Regions from separate parts of the Homo sapiens genome. Here regions 2 and 3 are each linked to region 1. The links are chromatin contacts, found by Hi-C or POLR2A ChIA-PET in ENCODE. All regions are on one chromosome and are shown on one strand. Each heading gives the region's core, a stretch centred on a gene start or an enhancer-like site at or near the end of the contact. The rest is flanking DNA. Distances are from core to core; before and after follow the strand shown. Region 1 has its middle 38 kb from the start of LINC02943. Region 2 overlaps ETS2-AS1 (ETS2 antisense RNA 1). Region 3 overlaps ETS2-AS1 (ETS2 antisense RNA 1).

Evidence for each region. Hi-C counts contacts between places; a loop is a spot of excess contacts on that map. ChIA-PET counts read pairs that join two places held with the same protein, here RNA polymerase II (POLR2A). Pooled maps may share reads with other maps.
Region 2: a map of sigmoid colon shows a loop between it and region 1 (2.6-fold over the local background). The contact joins two enhancer-like sites. A Hi-C loop is called at or near these places in 1 of 168 maps with a recorded cell type or tissue (sigmoid colon) and 1 of 50 pooled maps. POLR2A ChIA-PET finds 5 or more read pairs at or near these places in 2 of 52 experiments (MCF 10A and OCI-LY7).
Region 3: a loop to region 1 is called in a map of esophagus muscularis mucosa, with 4 times the contacts of the local background. The contact joins two enhancer-like sites. A Hi-C loop is called at or near these places in 8 of 168 maps with a recorded cell type or tissue (K562, MCF 10A, PC-3 and 5 more) and 5 of 50 pooled maps. POLR2A ChIA-PET finds 5 or more read pairs at or near these places in 1 of 52 experiments (MCF 10A).

What each region holds. Positions count from the first base shown.
Region 1 is chr21:39,119,679-39,124,458 of GRCh38, reverse strand. No RefSeq gene overlaps it. Among named protein-coding and RNA genes, the nearest start is that of LINC02943, 38 kb to the right of the region's middle. Within about 2 kb of position 2,343, at least 2 of the 41 ENCODE cell types and tissues checked have a DNase peak (open chromatin) inside an H3K27ac peak, as active enhancers do.
Region 2 is chr21:38,895,723-38,900,502 of GRCh38, reverse strand. All of the region lies in intron 3 of ETS2-AS1 (ETS2 antisense RNA 1), which reads left to right. Among named protein-coding and RNA genes, the nearest start is that of ETS2-AS1, 40 kb to the left of the region's middle. Within about 2 kb of position 2,907, at least 4 of the 41 ENCODE cell types and tissues checked have a DNase peak (open chromatin) inside an H3K27ac peak, as active enhancers do.
Region 3 is chr21:38,929,731-38,934,510 of GRCh38, reverse strand. The region is part of intron 1 of ETS2-AS1 (ETS2 antisense RNA 1); the gene reads left to right. Among named protein-coding and RNA genes, the nearest start is that of ETS2-AS1, 6.3 kb to the left of the region's middle. Within about 2 kb of position 2,535, at least 4 of the 41 ENCODE cell types and tissues checked have a DNase peak (open chromatin) inside an H3K27ac peak, as active enhancers do.

The DNA of each region.
Region 1 (4,780 bases), core at 1,094-3,593:
TGTGTGACTTTCAGATGTAGTGTTGCTTGAAGAGATGTCTGGGGGTCTCAGGAGCCCCTCAAACTCAGTGGTACATCAAAGCCAAGGGGGACCTGTTTCTGGTGGGATGGTGGTTGTATTTGAGGCCTGCAGAGCTGGGAGAGGGGCTTGACTCTGAGCTCCTCCACTTAAAAGCTTGAAGCTCTGGGAAACTCACTGACCCACCTTAAGCCACTCAGTCCTATCCCTGACTATCATTTTATTAAAGTCTATCTCTCCCTTTAGATCTAATAATATTTGCCTTATATATCTGGTGGTCCAGTGTTGGATGCATATATGTTTAGAATTGTTATATCTTCTTGCTGAATTGATCCCTTTATCATTATATAATGACCTTCTTTGTCTCTTTTTACTGTTTATGACTCAAAGTCTGTTTTATTGGATATGAGTGTAGCTAATCCTGCTTGGTTTTGGGTTTCTGTTTGTGTGGGATGTCTTTTTTCATCCCTTTACTTTAGGTCAATATGTGTCTTTGGAGGTGAAATGAGTTTCATTTATACAGCATATAGTTGGATCATTTGAAAAATTCATTCAGTCTATATCTTTTAAGTGGAGTGGTTAATACATTTTCCTGTCATTTTATTAATTGATATCTGATTGTTTTGTATATCCATTGTTCCTTTCTCTCTTATTTATGATTGTGGTTTGGTAATTTTCTGTAGTAGTAATATTTGAGTCTTTGCTCTTCCTTATTTGTGTGTTTGCTTTTCCAATGGGTTTTTATATTTTTGTGTATTTTAATTATGGTAGATACTGTCCTTTTGCTTCCAAATGTGGGACTGCCTTAAGCATTTCTTGTAGGAATGGTCTAGTGGTGATGAATTCCTTTAGCTTTTGCTTGTCTGGGAAAGACTTTATTTCTCATTCATTTATAAAGAAAAACTTTACTGGGTATAGTATCATTTCCTTGGACAGCAGTTTTCTTTTCTTTCAGCTCTGTGAATATATTATTCCACACTGTCCTGGCCTATAAAGTTTCTGCTGAGAAATCTACTGTTAGTCTGACTGAGGTTCCCTCATAAGTGACTAGATGCTTTCCTCTTGTGTTTAGAATTCTCTTTGTCTTTGATTTTTGACAGTTTGACTATAATGTGACATAGAAAAGACCTTTTTTTGCATTTTATTTGTTTGGGGGTCACTGAGATTCCTGTATCCAGATGTATACATCTCTTGCTAAACTTGGGAAATTTTTCAGCTCTTATTTTGTTAAATAAGTTTTCTATTCTTTTAGTTTTCTCTTTACCTTCTGGGACACCAAAAATTAGAATATTTTGTCACTTTATAGTGTCCTATATGTCATGTAAGCTTTGTTCATTTTTTTTAAGATAGAGTTTTGCTCTGTCGCCGAGGCTGGAGTGCAGTGGTGTGATCTCAGCTCACTGCAACCTCTGCCTCCCAGGTTCACAAGCAATTCTCTGCCTCAGCCTCCCGAGTAGCTGGGATTAAAGACGCCCACCACTATGCCCAGCTAATTTTTTTCATATTTTTAGTAGAGATGGTGTCTCACCATCTTGACCAGGCTGATCTTGAACTCTTGACCTCGTGATCCACCCGCCCCGGCCTCCCAAAGTGCTGGGATTACAGGCATGAGCCACCGCACCTGGCCTAGCCTTGTTCATTTTTATTCTTTTTTCTTATTTTTATCTGACTGGTTTATTTCAAAAGACCTCTCTTCAAGTTCTGAAATCCTTTTTCTGCTTGATCTAGTTTATCGTTGAAGCTTTCAAATGTATTTTATATTTTATTTAATGCATTCTTTGGTACTAGAATTTTTATTTGGTCCTTTTTTTATGATACTCATTTCTTTGGTAATTTCTCATTCATATCCTGAATTATGTTTCTGATTTCTTTGAACTATTTTTCTGTATTCACTTGTATCTTACTCTCCTTCTTTAATATCATTATTTTGAATTTCTTTCCCTGAGATTTCATAAGTTCTTTTTGATTTGGATCTGTTGCTGGAGAATTATTGTGTTCCTTTGGTGGTGTTATATTTCCTTGCTTTTTCATGTTTTTTTCTCCTCACATTGATATCTGCACATCTAGTGTAACAGTCACTTCTTCCAATTTCTTGAATTTGCTTTCATGGGTGGGAACTTTTTTCTGAAGATGTATCTGTAGTGTTGAGTAGGGCACTTTGGTTTCGATTGTGGGTACAGTAGCATAGTTTCTGTGTGATTTCTTTGGCCTAACAGTGTCAGTGGTGTTTGATTTCCTCAGTGGCTTAGGATGTGGTTATTAGTGGAGGCTGTGGTCAAATTTTGCCGGGGGAAAGATGCCAGGTTGGCCTGTCCTCAGGTCCCAGTGGTAGTAGCAGTGTGCCAAGTGTGCCTGTCCTTCGGCTTCAGGGATGTGTACGCTGGCGCCAGTGTTAGCAGGTTAAAGAGAGCTGATTTTTGGGACTCCAGGCAGCTTACTCAGATACCAGTAGTGGTGGGCCAGGCAGGTGGGCAGGTTCTTTGGCCCCTAGGCAACAAGCATAGTGTGGGTGATGGCAGTAGCAGTGGCAGGACAAATCTCTGGCTCCCAAGCAGTTTGTGCTGGTGTTGGTGGTGGCTACAACATGCTAGGTGGGCCAGTTGCCAGGCCTGCATGTGGCATGTGCAGGTGGGTGCCCACTGTTGCAGGGATGGCAGGTTGGATGGGCCTAACTTGAAGCCCCTGGGAGGAGGGCTCAGGTGTCAGCGGTGGGGACTAGGCTAGGCAGTCCTCAGTCCTCTGGTTGGCATGCCTGGACACTGGGGGTGCAGAGCCAGGCTGGGTGGACCTGTCCTCAGACCCCCAGTGGTGCTTGCAGGTCCTCGTTGTGGTGGGCAGAGGTGGGGTGATCCCCAGGCCCAAGATGTGCTGCAGCCCTGCTTCTGGGGAGGGCTAAGTAGCTTTCAGTGGCAGCAGCCACAGGTGGCTGAGGAGTGCACACTTTGCGTGTGCATTGGCATCTGTGACTGCTGTGGGCAGGGGGGTTTGTTTTTAAGGTGCATGAAAATGCGTGGCAGCATCACTGCCAGGGGCAGTGGGCTCTTTGTTACTGACTCGCACTTCAGCCCTGGGGGCAGCCGTCAGTCATGGTAGCATCTGTGGGCAGGGGATGTCAGTGGGGCTCCAGGGATGTGGAGATCCAGGGGCTATTGGGTCCAGGATGCAGTCTGGTGAGGGCTAGGCTCTTATTGTGACACCCTGCTGTAGCTGCCTAGGGTGGGGGTGAGGTGGGACCTGGCACGAGTTCCCCTCTGGAGCAAAGCCATCACATGGTCTGTAGGCAGCATCCTAGATAAGTCTTTGGGGCTGTGAGAGTCTAGGGGCTTTCCCGTGGCTAGGATGCAGGAGTCTGCAGTGGAAGTGTGGACCTCTGGGGGTCACTCACTCACCCTTTCCCTGCACTGGGAGCCTCTCCAGGATCCCAGCTGACCCCTGCCAAGCAGGCTGCCTTGCTTTTCTCGCCTTCCTGGCTTTAGGTGTTTCTTTTCACTCTCTGTTGAATTCTAGCGTTCTCTTAGATGATCTGTTCAGAGTGTGACCATCTACTCGCTATTTTCGGTCTTTGTTGTGGAGGGGGTGAGTACCAGAAGCCTGCAGTTAGCCATGCTGAAGCCCTGCTGAGAACCTAATATTTTTGACTCCTTGCTAATTTTGACAACAAAACTTTCTTTCGCTAACTTTATACTGATCCTTACTTATATCTTTTTCTTGGATTCGTCTTTTTTCTTCTGCCAGAGGAAACCCTTTAAGAATTTTCTCAAATAGTGCTTTATGGAACAAGTTCTTTGAAACCATCTATATATGAGCCCGGAGCTATTACTTTTTTGTGTTAAATAATAATCTAACCAGATGCACTGTTCTAAGTTAAAATGCTTTTCTTTAAAATATCTAAGGTATGACTCCATAGTTTTCTTGTATCCTGTTGTTATTGAAAGGCCTGATAAAAATCTTATTTTTGTTCTTTTGTAGGTGTGGTGGGCTGAACTGGGTCGTCTAAAAGGATGTTGAAATCCTAATGCCTTTGGAACTAGGGTAATTGCAGATGTAATTAGTTAAGAGATGAGGTCCTACTGGAGTAGGCTGGGTCCCTAATCCAACATATTGATGTCCCTCTAAGAAGAGGGGAAGAGACACAGAGATGCAGACACTCAGGGGGAAGGCTGTATGAGCAGGGAGGCAGAAGCTGGGAGTGTTGTGTCTACAAGTTGAGGACAGTGGCAAAACCAGAAGCTACGAGGGGCATAGAATGGAATCTCTCCTAGAGCTTTCCGAGGGAGCGTGGCCCTGCTGGTATCTTGATTTTGCATTCGTAGCCTCCAGAACCATGACAGAATGCATTTTTGCTGTTTTAAGTCACCCATTTGTAGTGCCACATTTTGTTCTGGAAGACCTAGGAGACAAATCCAGCAGGTCACCGACTTTTTCTCCTGGAAGATATAACCTCTCATGTTTTTCTTTGCTCTTCCTTCCTGCTGCCTGGCTGGCGTGGGTTCTGCCTGTCCTGTTCACTGCCCCATGAATCCTGTCAGTCTGAGGATTTATAAATGCATGTGACTTTTTCATTTTAGTTTTGGGAGACTTTCAGTTATTGTTTCTTGAGCAACCTCTCCCCCGTGCCCTTTTTCCGCTTCTCTCTCCCTTTAGGGAGCTGTTGCCGCCCCTCTTGTTCTCTGCCTCACCTGACTGTTCTGCCCTTTCGGCTTCTCCTCCCTTCCTGACCCCGGACCCCCAGTGCACTCTTTTTTTTTTTTTTTTTGAGATG
Region 2 (4,780 bases), core at 1,658-4,157, 220 kb after region 1:
AGGCCTCTTTTATAAGGGCACTAATCCCATTCATGAGGGCAGAGCCTTCAAGAGCAAATCACCTCCAAAAGGCCCCACTTCTTTATACTATCACACTGGGCATTGCATTAGTTCATTTCCACCTGCTGATAAAGATATACCTGAGACTGGGTAATTTATAAGGAAAAAGAGGTTTAATGGACTCACAGTTCCACGTGGCTGGGGAGGCCTCACATTCATGGTGGAAGGCGAAAGTCACGTCTTACATGGCAGCAGGCAAGAGAGAATGAGACCCAAGCAAAAGGGGTTTCCCCTTATAAAACCATCATATCTTGTGAGACTTATTCACTACCACGAGAACAGTCTGGGGGAAACCGCCCTCATGATTCAGTTATCTCCCAACAGGTCCCTCCCACAACATGTGGGAATTATGGGAACTATAATTCAAGACGAGATTTGGGTGGGGACACAGCCAGACCATATCAGGCATTAAGTTCCAACATATGAATTTTGGGAAGACACCAACATTTGGATCATAGCAATGTGAAAACTCTTTTCTAAGGCAATTTTAAATTTTTGTCATTTATATTCCCACAAGGTATCCTGAGCAGAACTACACCAGATAACATGGTAGAGTTTTTTTAAAGGTTCTTAAGGGGTGTATCTTAATGTAGCTAATAAATATCCCAGTAGGGCTTTCCATGTGTTTGTTTCAAATCATAGAACCAATTTAAACTCCACCCCTTTTGGATGGGGCCAGACTCATACAAGGAGTGGTGACTATATGAGTTAATGTGGTTTTACTACTCAGGAGGAGAGATTTAGCTGTCATTTTAGACCTCATTTAAAATATTATAACTTCCTTCTCATGTTTCTAATATTCTATCTTGTACAGTAGTTACATTTTTGGATTTAAAATCCTCCCTTTTGAGCCTTTGTAAGCTAGTGTAGAGATTCATGATGTGCGATGAGTTACAATTTTTATGAGGCCCAACTTTGAGTCTCAGGCACTACAGGAATGGGCCCCAGAGGTGGGTTCCTGTTTTCACCTGGCATCTGGCGTCACTGTGGCTTCATCATCCCATACTCACCCTGACCTCCTCCCTTTCATGCGAAAGTGAACATTTTATTGTGAAGTCCTGTTCTATGGTGATATTAACAAATTTGAGGAATTTTGTAGTCCTTGCAATGCAAACTCACAACTGTCAAATGTCTACTGTTTCTATTTTTACCTTTTCTGAGTATTAAAAAATGAAGTATAATTTAAGTACAACAAAATGCACAGATCTTACATGCTTAGTTTGATAAGTTTGGACAATTGTACACCTGTGTAACCATCATCCCAATCAAGATTCAGAACACATCCACCACCCCAGAACTTCCTCTTCTCTCCCTTTCCAGTGAATTGTTGATCCACCCCCACAATCTTGGAGGCAGCCACTTTTTGACTTCTATCACCATAGCTTTAACCTCATAGAACAGTTTTGCCTGTTCTAGAGTTTCAAACAAATGAATTCTTCCAACATGTATTCTTTGTGTGTGTGACTTCTGTCTCTCAAAGTGGAGTTTTTGAGATGTGCCCATGTTGTTGCACCTATTAGTAACTTGTTCTATTTAATTGCTCAATAGTATTCTACTGTATGACTATACCACAGTTTGTTTACCCATCCTCCTGTTGATGGACATTTGTCATTTTGGGGAAGAAGGCTATTGTAAATAAAGCAGCTATAAACATTCTTGCATACGCTTTCTGTAGACATAGGTTTTCATTTCTTTGGGGTAAGTATTCATACCTAGAAATGGAATTGCTGGGCAATAGGGTAGCTTTAAGAGAATTGCCAAACAGTTTTTTAACATGATTGTACCATTACTCTCCCCTAGTAATATAAGATAGTTCCGGTTTCTCTACATCTTGGCCAACATTTGGCATTGTCAATCATTTTTATTTGAGCGACTCTAGTGGGTGTGAAATGGCATCTTGATGTAGTTTTAATTTCCGTTTCTCTGATGACTAATGGTGCTGAGCGACCTGTCATGTGCTTCCTGACCATTCCTACATGTTCTTCTGTTAAGTGTCTGTTCTTTTGCCCATGTTTAAAATCAGGTTATTTGGTTGCTCACGTTAATTGGTAAGAGTTCTATTATTTATTTTTGTACTTGTCCTTTTCCCTGGTTACCTTCTAAGTTCCTTGAGATATTTTATCAATTCTCTCTACAGCGTCCAGCACAGTGCTTTGTAAATAGCAGGTGCTTAATAAACACTTATTGGATTATCAGCATAAAGTAGTAACCCTGCCTGTACAGTGGAACAACTTGTTGATTTTATTAACAGAATTCAGTAAAGTTTGGGCATTCAATTTTTGGATTGGCAGCGTCTCTTACTTTTCACTTTTTGAATTGGACATTACTCTTTTCCAGTATGTGACCTTTTGCCAACATTCAGGCTGCTCATTTCTAAATGCTTTAAGCCAATCTGGCATACAGTACTTGATTGTGGAAACTGTCATAAACTTTATAGTTAATTTTTATAAGACTTACTTAGGAAGATCTGAAGTTTTCATGATAGGTGATCTCTTCGAGAAGTTGAAATATTTATAGTCTTGAAAATAGAATGTTCTGTACCATCACCTTCTGTTTTCCTCCTCTTCTGAAATTTATGAGACATTTCTTAACCAAGAACCAGAGCCCAAGGGGCAGACAGAAGAAATATAAATAGTTTTATTTGAAGATAAAGATGGTGAGCATCGACAAAAAGAATATCTGAGGCTTTTTAAACCTTGTCTCCTTTCCAATTTTGTCAGCCAGAAGCATTATAAATGGGTGCTCCACTTTGAAAGAACACCTGCAATGATGTCATCTTTATGTTCTTAAATTAGTTCTAGACAGACTGGCCAGCTTGGGTAAGCCAGAGCAACGTTTCCATTCTCATCCATTTGAACTTTGCCTCAGACCTATGGCTCCTGTGTGCTAACCCCATGTTTTAGAAAAGCTCTCATCCCCAGGGTGATTCAGAAATCTTGAAAATCATATGTAGCCAGTGAATTTATTGGTTAATTTTTTTATCTCAAGTCAACTCAACAAATTAAAATTCTTTCCTGATCTGATCTCAAAAGTAATACTTGCTTGTTGTAGATAATATAGCATGAATGCATACAGAAAATAAGGTTGATCTAAAAATTGATCTCACAAAAATAATTACTATTAAAATCTCATAGGTTTACTTGCCATTATTTTTGTTTTTATTTTCTAACATTATATCTAACCTGTAGTCTATAAAAAAAGAATCATAGTGAATATATTCATGGATACTGGGCTTTGTTTGTTTTTTTATTTTATTTTATTTTTTTCTCCAGAGTGATTTTCACTTACTGTTACAGATTTTTACCGGCTGTGTAGCATTTCATTTTGTTCTGTTTGTTGATTATGTTTGTATTGTATCTCAATAGTTTTTTTTTCTTCATGTTCTGAATAAGAATGAAATCTTTTTCACCAATGAGAGTATATTTTTGTTTGCTTCATGTTGGTGTATGGAAAAGCAATGGACTGTTGTACGTTTATTATTATTTTTTAATCTGGTCCCTTTACTTTGTTTTTTTTTTCAATTCAAAGTGCTTAGAGTTGAATCCCTTGGGTGTTTAGGTTATCCAGCCATGTTGTTAGTTTATAATGAACTTTTAATCACCTCCTTTCTCTTAGTTATGGTTCATAGTTCTACTTCCAGTCTTATTACATGACTCTGATCTTCTTGAGCAAGGTGAAATAGTAGACACACCTGCCTTGTTTCTGGTTTTAACAGGAATACTTTTAATGTTTCATATGCTGGCCACTTGTTTACGTTTACATAATTATGATGTGAAAGAAGTATCCTTGAGTTCTCATTTTCCCTAAGGATTTTTAACAATGTGAGAATGTGTTTTAGGTGTTATTTAATGCCCTTTAAATCCTAATAAATGTGGGGACCGCTGACATAAAGTATTATAACGTTGAATTTTCTAAAATTGAATGCTTTTGCATTCCCAAGATAAGATATGCTTTCCTTGATCATGATAGAAAATTCCTTTAGGATACTATTTATTTTGCCGCTACTTTATTTAGGATTTAAAAATTACTCCTAAGTGAGACTAGCTCATGATTTTCTTTTCTTTATTGCATTATCTTTGTTAGGTACAGAAATCAAGATTAATTTAGCTTCATGAAATCGATTGTGTAGCTTTCCATCTTTTTCTATTTTCTAGAAGAGTTGATACAACCTGATTCCTCAAATTTGTGAAAGAAACTTTTGACATATGTTAATTGTATTTTAAATTTCTTTTGTGGCTAGTAATATATTCACATTTAAATTTTTCTCTTATGTCAATTTTGGTAACATGCCCAGAAAAGTGTGCTTAATTTTAAGATTTTAAATTATATTTTGCAAGGTAGAATATCATAATCTCCTATCACTTTTGTTCTCAGCTCAGTTTAATTTTAAAAACTTTTTATTATATAAAATTAGAGAAGATAGTACAATTAACTATTGTCCCATCTTCTAGCTTCAACATTAGTCAGTTCATGAAAACTTCATTCTACTTATATCCCCATTCATTTTGTCATTCACTGCCACCCCCTCTCCCATTATTTTGAACAAATTCCACCATCATAATTTCATCTTTAAATATTTCATCATGTAGCTCTAAAATATATGGACCTAAAAATAGTGAAAATATCACTACCTACCTAAAACGTTGGCAATAATTTCTTGATGTCATCAAATATTCATTCAATGTTCATGTTTCTCCAATGATCTTTTGCTTTTATACAG
Region 3 (4,780 bases), core at 1,286-3,785, 190 kb after region 1:
CTGTCTCAAAAAAAAAAAAAAATCCTTAAGCCCATCATTTCTGAAGAGACTTCTGGCCCTGGGACATCACATTTAACTTTAATCACCTCTTTAAAGGCCCCATCTCCGAATACAGTCACAGTCTGAGCTACTAGGGGATAGGGCTTCAAGACAGGAGTTTTTGTTTTTATTTTTTTGAGACAGAGTCTCACTCTGTCACCCAGACTGGAGTGCAGTGTCGCGATCTCGGTTCACCGCAATCTCTGCCGCCCGGGTTCAAGTGATTCTCCTGCCCTAGCCTCCCGAATAGCTGGGATTATAGGCATGTGCCACTACCACTCGGCTAATTTTTGTATTTTTAGTAGAGATGGGGTTCACTATGATGGCCAGGCTGGTCTTGAACTTCTAACCCCAGGTGATTCACCCGCCTCGGCCTCCCAAAGTGCTGGGATTATAGGCTTGAGCCACCGTGCTAGGCCAAGAGATGAATTTTGAGGGGAACACAGTCCAGCTCATAACACAATGTGTAGCAAAACAAATCCAAAAGGGAAGGACAAGGTAAACACGGAAAGGTGGCAAAAGAAGTGGCGGCCCCTGTGGGTGTGTCTGCTCATGTGAACACAAGCTCAGGGACGTTCCCTCCACGTGAATTAACCGTGAACAGAGGGAAGTGGAGAAATGGACTCTGGGCACAGGAAGGATGGAGGGTGTGGGTGACAGCAGCACTCAGGCCACCGCCTGGCAGAGGCAGCTAGCAAAGGGGAGGTCATGAAAGCCGTGTGTGTGTGGGTGGAGGGGGGCTGAGGAAGGAGGGCCCCTCCATCTCCTGGTCTTTTCCATCCATCATTTGAGGGCGTAGACACCAGGAGTTGGCTCATACCTGATACCATCCCATGTTTACACGAAGGGATAGGTCTCAAACTGTGGAGCCTGGACTGACCTCTCACCATTGCCTGGAAACGTGTTAGCAATGCAGAATCCCAGGCCCTACCCAGACCCACGGAATCAGAAACTATGGGGCGAGGAACAACGGGTGTTGCACCAAGCCATTCAGGTGATTCTGATGCCCCCGAAGGTTTGAGAACTGCCGCTGTAATTATGTTGAACTGAACTTCAACTGTAATTATGTTGAACTGAACTTCAACTGAGTGGCCCTGCACAGACCGTGGATATAGAAGAAGGCTGCTGTAACACCAGGTCTTGGGGTGAATCTTCATGTGATCTTCGGAACAAGGATACTTGGCTTGGATCCCAGCCCAGACACCCTGCACCTATAGGATGGGGACCTTGGCCCTGACCTCAGGATGGTGAGAATGAGACATTCTATGGGACACTCACAGCAGAGAGTCAGGCGTGACTAGAGACCTAACAGCATCTTCTTTCCTTCCTCCCTGGGCCCTGCCCCTTGTAGGCAATGGGTATGGCATTATTTTGCTTTTATTTTGCATCCTTCGACATGGGCCACCCTACTTTAAGAAAACTTGGAGGGAGGGAAGGTTGGGGAGGACACACCTCATTTCCCTGGACCCCTTTTGGAACTAGCCAAATCCCCAGAGGGCCTTAATGGTTCTTACTTGGATTTGCAGCCCAAATCGGGCTTAGGTTGAAACCTCAGAAGCAGACAGAAGCAGCAGAAGAGATGTATTAAGAATAGAGATAAAGCCGGGCATGGTGGCTCAAATCCCAGCACTTTGGGAGGGTGAGGTGGGCGTATCATTTGAGGTCAGGAGTTTGAGACCAGCCTGGCCAACATGGTGAAACCCATGTCTACTAAAAAAATCCAAAAAATTAGCTGGGCATGGTGGCGTGTGCCTGTAATTCCAGCTACTTGAGAGGCTGAGGCAGGAGAATCGCTTGAACCCAGGAGGCAGAGGTTGCAGTGAGCTGAGATCATGCCTCTGCACTCTGGCCTGGGTGACACAGTGAGACTCTGTCTCAGAAAAAAAAATAATAATAAAAATAAATAAAAAAATAAATAAAAATAGAGATAGGCAGCGACTTTGAGTGAAAGTGACCTAAAGGGGCATTTTAGGGTGGAACTGTGTGTGAGTTTCCCGGAGCTGCTGTAACAAACAGCCACAAACTCAGTGGCTTCAAACAACAGAAATGGGGCTGAGCACAGTGGCTCACGCCTGTAATCCCAGCACTTTCGGATGCCAAGGCAGGTGGATCGCTTGAGCTCAGGAGTTTGAGACCAGCCTGGCCAACATAGAGAAACCCCATCTCAACAGAAAATACAAAAATTAGTTGGGCGTGGCGGCGGTGCATGCCTGTAATCCCAGTTTCTCAGGAGACAGAGATGGGAGGATTGCTTGAGCCTGGCAGGTCCAGGCTGTGGTGAGCTGTGATCACACCACTGCATTTCAGCTTGGGTGACAGGGTGAGACCCTGCTCAAAAAGAAAAGAAAAAAACAAACCAAAAAGAAAACAGAAATGTATTCTCTCACAGTCTTGGAGGCCAGAAGTCTGTAATCAGTTGGTTCCTTCTTGGGGGCTCGGAGGAAGAACCCTTCTTGCCTCTTCCTGGTTTCTGGCGGTTGCCAGGGATCCTTGGGGTTCTGGGGCTTGCAGCAAATGCCTCCCATCCCATGGCCTCCTTCCTGCGTGTCTTTACATCATCTTACCTCTGTGCCTGTGTCCACATTTCCCTCTTAGGAGGACACAGCCTTTGGATTTAAAGCACACCCTACTCCAGCGTGACCCCATCTTCTTATATTTACAAAGACCCTCTTTCCAAATAAAGTCACATTCCCAGGTACCAGGGATTGGGACGGTAACGTATCTTTTCAAGGGACACAATTCAAGCCACCACACTCAGCATTTATGTAGCAGTGCCGGGAATGATGGCAGCTTTTTGGGCAGGCTCTGCTTTGCAGCGGCAGGCAGGTGGGTGGCAGGATCTGCCCAGTGGCGAGTTTCTCAGAAAGCATTTGTTCCTCTGAAAGCATTTGTTCCTCTGAGGAGGGGGACTTCACTCTGGAGAAACTGGCTGGACTCTCAAAGCCTTGAGAGCTAATGGCAGCTTCTCAGGACCTACAAAATAGAGAAAATGAGGAAATATCGTAGGTTGTTTGAACCAACTATTGCCTATTTAACTTCACAGAATGGAATTAAGAAAAAGGAGAAGCAGAAGTTAGATCTTAATGACTTTTTTTTGTTGTTGTTTGAAGGCAATTTAATGAGAGATGGGTGGGAGCAATAATGAGGGTGGTCTGAAAATCAATGTGGTAACTGTCTCCTGCATCTGGACGGAATGTACTGAAAGGAAGTCATATATGTTTAATGATGTGTTTGTTAGTATTCGAGTTCCTTGTGACTAGCTGGGGGCCGTTCCTTTAAGAGCATGCTTTTAGGGGGAAAAATCTGCTCTTGGAAAAAGAAAATGAACAAACTCAAACCTCCACAAACACTTTGTATATTGCACACTGCTGCACTTTGGCTAAAGTGATGGTGAAGTGGGTGACCTCACTTCCCCCAGGCAATATCTTGCACAACTTCAGAAGGAGGAGTGGGGTCAGTCTGGGGGATATTGCTCCATCTGGAGTTTTCTGAGTTTCTGGCTGCTTGGACATTGCTTGTCTGTTTCCTTTAATAGAGTGGGTGACGGCTGTCTCAAGGCAAAGGCTTTATCCCCAATACCCCCTACTCCTTGCCATTTGACTTTTAACTGTTTAATCCAAAGCTATCTTCAAAAATATAAATAGTCTTAGGAAAATATCAGGGCAGGCCTTGCAGGCATGGCCCAGCAGAGCATCTACAACAACCCAGTTTCTTGGGGTGCCCCCTGATCCACAGGTTGCCAAGTTGAGTTGCATTCTGTGATTTAACTGCTCTATCCACCACTGATAAAGCCTGCCTTCCAGGCAGGCTGTCAGTCAGCAAAGTGTCCTGGCAGAAGAACACTGTCTTAAGGCATGAGGTAGCCTGAACAATGCCCCCTCTCTTCCCCCAAAAAAGCCTGTGTCTGAATCCCTGTGAATATGTTACTCTACACAGCTGATGTGATAAATAAGGTATCTTGTGATGGGAAATTATACTGAATTATCTGAGTGGGCCCTGAAGCATAGCAGAATAATATGCCTCCCCAATATAAGCCATGTTGGTAACAGGATTATTTTAAGCTGAAGGCAATTGAGAAGAAGAAAAGCTCCCTGCCTTCCCCCTGTTTGTCTAAAAGCGGAACATAAATTTGTAAAGGTATCCCCCTCCTTTCTCTACCAAGAAGGGCAAGTGTTAATCATCAGAGACAGCTCTAGACCCTTATCAGCCTGTGACGGCACCAGGGGAATCAACAAACCTTATTAACTAGCCCTTATCTACCATTAGGTTTTCCATATATTTGTCTTCCCACAATGTGTCCTCCCCCTTGAAACTCAAAGCCCTTTTCTCTTGTCTTGTCACTTCTCTACAAAATTGACTGTTCTTTTGTTAAAATTCTATGTAAACCCAAGTTCTATCCACCCCTCTGAGTTACTCATCCCTGAGTGCTCCTCATGCATGGTTAAGATGCACACATTAGTAAACTTCTGTCTGCTTTCCTCTTGTTAATCTGTCCTTCATCAGTGCCTTAGTCCATCTTCTGCTGCTATAACAGAATGCCACAGACAAGATAATTTATTTCAAAAAAGAGAGATTGATTTAGCTCACAGTTCTGGAGGCCGGGAAGTCCAAGTGCTTGGCACTTGCATCTGGCCAAGGTGGGCCCATGGCAGAAGGCAGAAGTGAGCATGTGAGACAAGCAGAGGAAATTAGACTGAACTCATTCTTTTCATCAGGATCCCACTTCTGCAACAACTAACCC